Linked DNA regions of Homo sapiens: regions 1 and 3 are each linked to region 2. A link is a contact called in ENCODE Hi-C or POLR2A ChIA-PET data. All regions are on one chromosome and are shown on one strand. Each heading gives the region's core, a stretch centred on a gene start or an enhancer-like site at or near the end of the contact. The rest is flanking DNA. Distances are from core to core; before and after follow the strand shown. Region 1 holds the start of FUCA1 (alpha-L-fucosidase 1). Region 2 holds the start of ELOA (elongin A). Region 3 overlaps MDS2 (myelodysplastic syndrome 2 translocation associated).

Region 1 (2,700 bases), core at 10-2,509, 120 kb after region 2:
GTAAGGATGGAAGACTGCTCTAAGCCAGGGGCTGGGGAAACCTCCCCGCCTCCATTTTTACTCTTCTCCAACCCACTTCTCTCCCAGCAGCCGAATGAATCTTTCTAGAAGCTGATAGTAACCACTCCCTGACTTAACATCTGTCAATACAGGGCTCTCAAGGCTCACTCCTTCAGGACAAGCCCCTGCCTTGACAACTTCATGGGTCGTGGTCTCCCCTTATCCCCACCCCAGCGCTCTCTACTCTGTTCTCTGAACCAGCCACCCCCAAGTTCCAACAGTTCTCAGAGAGAGTCAGACCCTTCCTGGACACTTCCTACGTAAAAGGGATTGAGAGGAGCAAACGAATGACTATCTGTACTGTTGCCCAAATACACTGCACACCAGAACTCCCCTCTCTTTCCCTCTTAGAGACATTAGGGCTCAAAGGGTTGTATCCTTATATAACCCCTTTCTACAACCATAGAAGAGGCTGCAGGGAGGCTGAAGTGACATGTCCAGGTTCACAGTTGAATTAGAACCAGGCTCCACACCACTGATTTGAAACCCTGGAGTCCTGATAGTGCTGTCAATCTGAAAGGGACATCAGGTATGGCCTAACTCAGCCCTCTCGGTGCACAGGTGCAGATACCCAGGGCTTCCCAGCCTGCCATCTCCCTGAACCTTCATTTATCAGTCCCCAGTCAAACGCACCTCCTCCTCCTCATCAGGTGTGCCAGGCTCACTCCTGTGGCCGCAGGAGGCCACACGCGGGCCCCGGGGTCATGGGGGCGACCGGCAGCTGCGCGCCCCAGCTGGCCGCCCAGCCCCACCTCCTGTTTGCCGCCCGAGCCGGGAAGGGGCGCCGCTCCCCGGGACCACACTCACTTGGCGCCCGCGGCCTGGAAGAGGTCGGCCCACTCCTCCGGGTGGAAGAAGCGCGCAGTGAACTGCGGTCCGAAGTCGGCGTAGCTGAAGCCGGGCGGGTAGTTGTCGCGCATGAAGCGCTGGTACTGCGGCCGCCCCTCGCCCTGCCAGTGCCACCAGAACCACTCGCTGCCCCAGGCGGGCACCGAGAACACGCCCCAGTGGATGAACACCCCGAACTTGGCTTCGTCGAACCAGGCCGGCAGCGGCCGAGAATCCAGGCTCGGCCAGTCTGGGGTGTAGCGGCGCGGAGGCTGGGCCCGACGCACCGACTCGGCCGCTCCGAGGAAGAGCAGCAGCAGCAACAGCGCGGGACCCGCCGGCCGCGACCTCATCCCCGGAGCCCGCATCGCTACCCCTCAGCGACGCGGCCCACTCTTAACGCGCAGGTGCCCGCGGGCGGCTCCGCCCACTCTGACTAACGATTGGCCCGGAAGGAAAAAGGGGTGGGACAACCTGGACAGGTTGGCCCGAGTCGCTTCCTCCTCGGGTCGGAGGAGCGCCCTCTGGTGCTCAAGAAGGGAAAGACGCAGGGAGGCGTTGACAGCGCTTCGCTGAAGGACGAATAAAAACCTTGAAAAGGGACTTAACTGCGAGGTTAAATCGTGGAGGTGAGCAAGGCCCAGTGTGTGCGGAGAACTCACATTTAAGAAGGAGTCCATTGAGCCGGACGCAGTGGCTCACGCCTGTAATCCTAACACTTTCGGAAGTCGAGGCGGGAGGATCGCTCTGAGCCCACAAGTTGGAGACTAGCCTGTCTCTATAAAAAATAAACAAAATGAGCCTGGCGTAGTGGTGCACGTCTGGAGTCCCAGCTACTCGAGAGGCTGAGGTGGGAGGTTCGGGATCGCTTGAGCCCGGGAAGTCTGGGCTGCAGTGAACCGAACCGTGATCACGCCTCTGGGAGTAGTCCATTTTGCCGCAGCAATCCTGCAGGGGTAGGCTGAAGTGAGATCACGAGTTTTATTTAGTGATCACTTGGGAGCCATAGGGGGCTTTTGAGTTGTCCTGTAGCACAAGGCTGGAGGAGGAGATAACAGACCGGAAGGGTATCTAACAGCCCTGACAGAAATAAGGAGGTAGAGGGATGATGGGAAGAAACGTTATGAAAGGAGAGGAAAGAGAAAACTGGGTACTGAAAGAGGGAGAGCGGGCAGGACCGTTTCATCTGTCTGGTATTTACTGAGCTTTCTTTGGGAATTCCGAGGCATTTCAAATAGCTTAGTTTGTACCGAGATACCGCCACTGCACTCCAGCCCCTGGGCGACAGAGCCAGACCAAGGAAGAAAGAAAGGAAGGAAGGAAGGAAGGAAGGAGGAAGGAAGGAAGGAAGGAGGAAGTGGAGAGCCAAGAGGACCCAGGATTGCCTGGCAGGGAAGTTCCCCAGTTCCTCTGCAATTTGCACATGCTGCACATACTCAAACGGGAGGTGAGGCCATTAGCGAGGGAAATACGGAAGTCAGAAGTCTCTGAACAGACAAGGTGGCTCACGCCTGTAATCCCAGCACTTTGGGAGGCCGAGGTGGGCAGATCACCTGAGGTCGGGAGTTTGAGACCAGCCTGGCCAACATGGTGAAACCCCATCTCTACTAAAAATACAAAAATTAGCCGGGCATGGGGTGCGCCTGTAATCCCAGCTACTCAGGAGGCTGAGGCAGGAGAATTGCTTGAACTCGGGAGGTGGAGGTTACAGTGAGCCGAGATCGCACCACTGCACTCCAGCCTGGGCGACAGAGTGAGACTCGGTCTCAAAAAAAAAAAAAAAAAAAAAGAAAAAGAAAAGGAAGAAGAAGT
Region 2 (2,700 bases), core at 71-2,570:
GCAAGACAGATAAATAAACTGACCATTTACACCCTGAAAAGGTGGTCAGTTGCTTAGGGAACTGGGGGAGGGGCGCCAAATGGAGGAGTAGGGACATGGTAGAGAGGGCTTTTCAGCATAGTGAGTGAATGAATGCTCATTTGAAGAAACAACTTGTGTTTAAGATGTTTTTCTTTCTTCCAGAGCTAGAATCTGGAAGAATCTCTGGGCTTTCCTGCTTTGAGGGAGAGATCAGGCTAGGTGCATTGCCAATTTGCTGCTGAAGATCTGATTAGGTTCTGCTTTGATGTGATCAAATGAGATGTAATCAGTGCTGGTACTTTAAGTGAGTTTGCAACTATTTAGTTGCTCTTTTTAGTAGTAGTATTAGTAATGGTAAAACTTAGTGCTTTTAGGATGAGAGTAGACGGCCTGAAGAATAATATCTTGGGCTCTTCTAATCAAGCCATACGGCTCATTGGCAAGTCATCAGAGGAAACATCTATCTATCTATACATTCATGCAATAAGTATTTATTTAGTGCCTATGTGCCAGACACTGTTTGTGGGGAAAACAAGACACATGGGCTATTATTGCCTCATGGAAGGAACTAAGCTGTTTGGATTTTGAAAAATCCCTTTCTCTGGGCCTCAATTCCTCGACCTGTTCAGAAATGTGCGCTCACAATGGTCCTAGACATCTTAGATTCAGGTTCCATTTTCAGTTCTTTCCTGTCCTGCGGCCATCTGCAAGTTAATTTGGTCTCCCTGAACCTCAGTTTCCTCATCTGTAAAATGAAGATCATACAACTCGTTTCATCAGGTTGTACTGAGGCTGGAAAAGATAGTCTAACTACTGACGCATCGTGTGCTCAGCCTAGGGTGGCTGCTACCGCGGGTGCCTGCGGACTCCTAGGACGGGCACCAGCCCGGGACCCCTGACAAGGTGTTGATTAGGGTGTGGCTAAGCCCCAGGCGGGAGAAAGCGTTGGCATTTATAAGGCCAGGGTCTGGCGCGGTGGCCTCATTCCGTCTTGAAGTAGACCCTGGAGAGGTCTTCCAGGCTTGGGCTCAGCACGCGAGCACAGGGAGCGGGGGTGCCGGCGGCGGAGGCGCGTACGGCCCGAGCAGCCCCCAGCCCCCAGCGCGCACACTTGGGCCAGGGGCGCGAGGAGTGCGCGGCCGCCGGGTGGGCGCTGGGGAGCGGGCCCTGGGGGCGGAGCCTGCAGCCCACCGCCCCCCACACACCCCAGCCGAGGCCCGGAAGGGGCCAGGCGCGCTTCCGTCTCCGCCGGGGATGCACGGAGGGCGGAGCTGCGGCCCGAGGACGCGACGCGAGCCCAGTTCCGGCGAGGAGGCCGCGCCAGTGACAGCGATGGCGGCGGAGTCGGCGCTCCAAGTTGTGGAGAAGCTGCAGGCGCGCCTGGCCGCGAACCCGGACCCTAAGAAGGTAAGCGAGGGGGCGGCGCGTAGCGGGATGGGCGTTGGGTCGGTGAGGGCCCCGTAACGGTCGCGGCCCGAGCGTGGCGGGGTTCGGGGGCTGGGACCCTGAGCCAGGCCCCGCGGGGCTGGGGTCGTGAAGTTCGCGGCCATTGACCGCTGCCCGCGCGTTGGGACCCCGTGCGTCGGGCGTCGGGACGCGGGGCCCCGGCCGCTCCCCCTCCCTCACGGGCCCGGGATGGGGGCGCGCCCGGTGCGGACACCGCGTGCCTAGCGCTTCCTCCCAGAGGCGCTCCGTGGCGTCCCGAGCCAGCTGTTTCCTGCGGGAGAGCGTGCCCGGGGCGGGAGGGCGCTGGCCGCCGCCTCGTTGGCCTCCCGGTGCCTGCGCTGGTGCCCGGCTCCCCGCGGAGCGGCGCGGACTCCCCAGCGGGTGCGTGTTCGCTGGGAGGAGAAGACGGGCGCCCGAACGCTGCGGAGCCTGGACTCGCGGTCTGGTCCGCGCCTCTCGGAGACGCGGTTACTACTCTCCGGCTGGATATCAGAGCGTGGACCTTTCGCTTTCTCAGTGAATCCCTTTCAAAACAGAATAAAGCCTCGCGTCACCTAAGCATACTCCTGAAAACTTAGGTTGGAATTGAAAAAGAGGCGGGGGCCCGGGGTTGGAAGTCGCAGCTAGGTTTCCTTTTGGCCATTAATAGGAAGGTAAGAGCTACCGTTTCTCGTTGTTCGAGTGATGGACAACCATTTTTAATTGTAGTTAACTAGTTTTTGTTGTTTATTGTACAAACTGAATATTAAGTTAAACGCGTTCTTGTACCTTTTCATCTTTCTGTCACTCACTTCTCTGGTCTCCAGGAGACAGTCTGGTGGTTGTCAGGATTTTTTTTTTTCTTTTTTTTTTTTGAGGCGAGTCTTGCTCTGGTCGCCCAGGCTGGAGTACAGTGGCGCGATCTCGGCTCACTGCAACCTCCGTCTCCCGGGTTCAGGCAATTGTCTGCCTCAGCCTCCCGAGTAGCTGGTATTGTAGGCGCCCGCCACCACGCCTGGCTAATTTTTGTATTTTTAGTAGAGACAGGGTTTCACCATCTTGGCCAGGCTGGTCTTGAACTCAGTTGTCAGGATTTTTTAAGTGGAAGTACAACGATGAAAAAGCACTTATGTGTTTGGCATTCTCCGTCATCATTCTGGCCGGGGCGGGCAGTTCTAGGAGTTGGAACTCAGTCCTGGTGGAAAAGGAAGTCGTGGAGGGAGGGCTAGGGCCGTGGGGGAACTGCTCTGCTGA
Region 3 (2,700 bases), core at 107-2,606, 110 kb before region 2:
TGTGCCAGGTCTCGAACAAAGTGCTAAGAACATAGAGAAAAAGGATGGGATTGCTGGCCAAGAAGGGACATGGGAGAGGAGAAGGGAAGGGAAGACAGTGATGGATCCGGCTGGGGATGTACTGAGTTGGCGGGGCAGGGGACAGCCAAGGGGCAACAGCCAAGGGGCAGCTGAACACATGGTCTGAGACTCAGGAAAGAGGTAGAATTTGAGATGCAGGATTTTAAAAATCAAATCTCGAGCACAACTTGGTAAACTTACTGAAAATCATTGACTTGTACCCTTAAAGTGAGTGAATTGTATGATCTATAAGTAATACCTGGATAAAGTTTTCAAAATACAATTAGGGAAAAACCCAAGAAGTCTCAAAGTTCCTAGGAAATCATGAAACAAGGAGGAAGAGAACATTCCAGTCAGAGGGCAGAGGGTGTGAGTGAAACCTGGAGGCCTGGCTGGAGTGGGCACGAGGTGTGGCTGAAACCAGGGGTGCTTAGCGGGGATAGACGGAGCTGCAGCCTCGCCCTTGAGTGGGTTGTACCAGTCATGTCACTGAGCACTGACGCTGCGCTCTGCATCCTGGAGAAAATCAATCTTCCAACAACCCCAGAAGAAGGGATGCCAGATGAGGAAACTGAGGTTCAGAGAGGTTAAGTAGCTTACCCAGTCACATTGCTATTAAGGAGGTATATATATATATATATATTTATATGGAGACGGAGTCTTGCTCTGTCGCCCAGGCTGGAGTGCAGTGGCTGGATCTCAGTTCACTGCAAGCTCCTCCTCCCAGATTCACGCCATTCTCCTGCCTCAGCCTTGCGAGTAGCTGGGACTACAGGCGCCCACCACCACGCCCGGCTAATTTTTTGTATTTTTAGTAGAGACGGGGTTTCACCTGTTAGCTAGGATGGTCTTGATCTCCTGACCTTGTGATCCACCGGCCTTGGCCTCCCAAAGTGCTGGGATTACAGGCGTGAGCCACCGCACCTGGCTTTTTTTTTTTTTTTTTTTTTTTTGGAGTCTCGCTTTGTCACCCAGGCTGGAGTGCAGTGGCACAATCTCGGCTCACTGCAACCTCTGCTTCCCGGGTTCAAGCAATTCTCGTGCCTCAGCCTCCTGAGTAGCTGAGATTACAGGTGCCCGCCACCAGGCCGGGCTAATTTTTGTATTTTTAGTAGAGATAGGGCTTCAGCCTGTTGGCCGGGCTGGTCTTGAACTCCTGACCTCATGACCCACCCACCTCGGCCTCCCAAAGTGCTGGGATTACAGGCATGAGCCACCGCGCGCAGCTTAAGGGGGTAGAATCTGAGATCCATCAGCTCTAGAGTTTGGGATCTTGAGTAACAGTTTCGCCACGTTTAACAAATGTCCGGGGCCTGGAACGGAGACACTGGCGCTTCTATCGCGCCATCTGCTGGCCAAAACGTAGAGCTCAACTGGCGACGGAAAGGCGTTGGTTCCCAGGCTTGACAGGATTCCCTTCTGCCCTCTTCTCAACTGTTTCTCCCAACAGCCCTGAGTGGGTGGTAGGCAGGAATTGTCCAGCCTCATCTTACCAATGAGGAGACCAAGGCTTGGAGAGAAGAGGCGACTTCTCAAAGATGATCCAGAGGAGTAAAGGAGGCCCCGGGATTCAAACCCCCCTCCGTGAGGTGCTCTCCACCTCCCGCTGTCCTCAGTGTGGACTTAGATCCCAGAGCATCTTCACCCCTCTGAGGGGGTGAGGCCAGTCCCCTCCCTGGCTGGCTTGCAGACAGCGACCCAGGTTCAGGTAGCGGCCTAACCCACCCAGCTCTGTCTCTGTGGGGGTGGTTTGACCTGATGCAGGTTTGAGCCTGTATCAGGCTCTGTGGGGGGTTAGGGCAGGGTTCTCAAGGCTGAGCAGAAAGCTTCCACCCCACCCCTCCACTGGGGACTCCAAGCAGGTGACATTTCTGTTTGGGGAGCTGGCTGCCCCTTCCCTGTCCCCAGCCCTTCAGGAATTCTGGGTCTCAGGCTCTGGAAGGAGGGAGAGGAGAGAGAGAGGAGGCCCAGGCAGAAGTGGGGAGACAGTAGGCTGGGAGAAGGAGGGGCATGGGGGTGGGGCCAGAGCAAGGCCACAGCGAATGATAGTGACAGCAACCGTGCTAAGAAGAGCTGCCACTGTGGAGGGACAGGCGCTGCAAAGGTGCTTTACGGGAATTATGAGCCTTAACCTTCTCTGTGGCCCTGAGAGGCAGGGAGGATCATGACCCTCACTGACAGTGGAGGAGCAGTATCCAGGAGCTTGAGTAATGTGCCCAGGGTCACATGGCCAGTGAATATGAAGCCAGAATCACAACCCAGGGAGTTGTGACTCCCAGAAGGAGGGGACTGATGGGAAGCAGAGTGAAGGAGCAAAGGACTGATGGGGTGGCCATCAGGCTGGGAGTGGGGGACAAAGACGTCCAGCTGCCTGGCCGTCCCATGGCTGTCATCGTGTGTACGAGTGTGTATGTGTGCCAGGGAGAGAGAGTGTCTGAGAGTCTCGGTTGTCAAATCTTGGTGACATCCTGGTGGCATGGGTTGTCTGACTGTGGCTGAGCAATCTGGGTTGTTGAGGGGCCAGGAAGGCTTCTTCTCTCCCTCAAGAAGTCTGGGTCAACTTTGAGTCATCCTTCTGAGCACATCTTAAAAGTCACCTCTCCTGGGAAGCCCTCCTGGATTGCTAAAATGGGGTCGAAT

The links. A loop is a pair of places that touch in the nucleus more often than their neighbours do. ChIA-PET counts read pairs that join two places held with the same protein, here RNA polymerase II (POLR2A). Pooled maps may share reads with other maps.
Region 1: a pooled map shows a loop between it and region 2 (7-fold over the local background). The contact joins the promoter of FUCA1 here to the promoter of ELOA in region 2. A Hi-C loop is called at or near these places in 1 of 168 maps with a recorded cell type or tissue (astrocyte of the cerebellum), 1 of 37 single-sample maps with no recorded cell type and 8 of 50 pooled maps. POLR2A ChIA-PET finds 5 or more read pairs at or near these places in 3 of 52 experiments (CD8-positive, alpha-beta memory T cell, MCF 10A and OCI-LY7).
Region 3: a loop to region 2 is called in a map with no recorded cell type, with 3 times the contacts of the local background. The contact joins the enhancer-like site here to the promoter of ELOA in region 2. A Hi-C loop is called at or near these places in 4 of 168 maps with a recorded cell type or tissue (B cell, GM12878, colonic mucosa and 1 more), 20 of 37 single-sample maps with no recorded cell type and 12 of 50 pooled maps. POLR2A ChIA-PET finds 5 or more read pairs at or near these places in 4 of 52 experiments (A549, B cell, H1 and 1 more).

Annotation. Positions count from the first base shown.
Region 1 is chr1:23,867,031-23,869,730 of GRCh38, forward strand. It overlaps FUCA1 (alpha-L-fucosidase 1), which reads right to left and starts at 1,260. Exons shown (of 8, transcript NM_000147.5): 1 at 868-1,260. The coding sequence starts at 1,256. RefSeq lists a silencer at 672-891.
Region 2 is chr1:23,742,151-23,744,850 of GRCh38, forward strand. ELOA (elongin A) reads left to right here and starts at 1,321. Exons shown (of 11, transcript NM_003198.3): 1 at 1,321-1,428. The coding sequence starts at 1,354. RefSeq lists silencers at 1,123-1,352, 1,503-1,982.
Region 3 is chr1:23,636,200-23,638,899 of GRCh38, forward strand. All of the region lies in intron 4 of MDS2 (myelodysplastic syndrome 2 translocation associated), which reads left to right. Among named protein-coding and RNA genes, the nearest start is that of MDS2, 10 kb to the left of the region's middle. Within about 2 kb of position 1,357, at least 11 of the 41 ENCODE cell types and tissues checked have a DNase peak (open chromatin) inside an H3K27ac peak, as active enhancers do.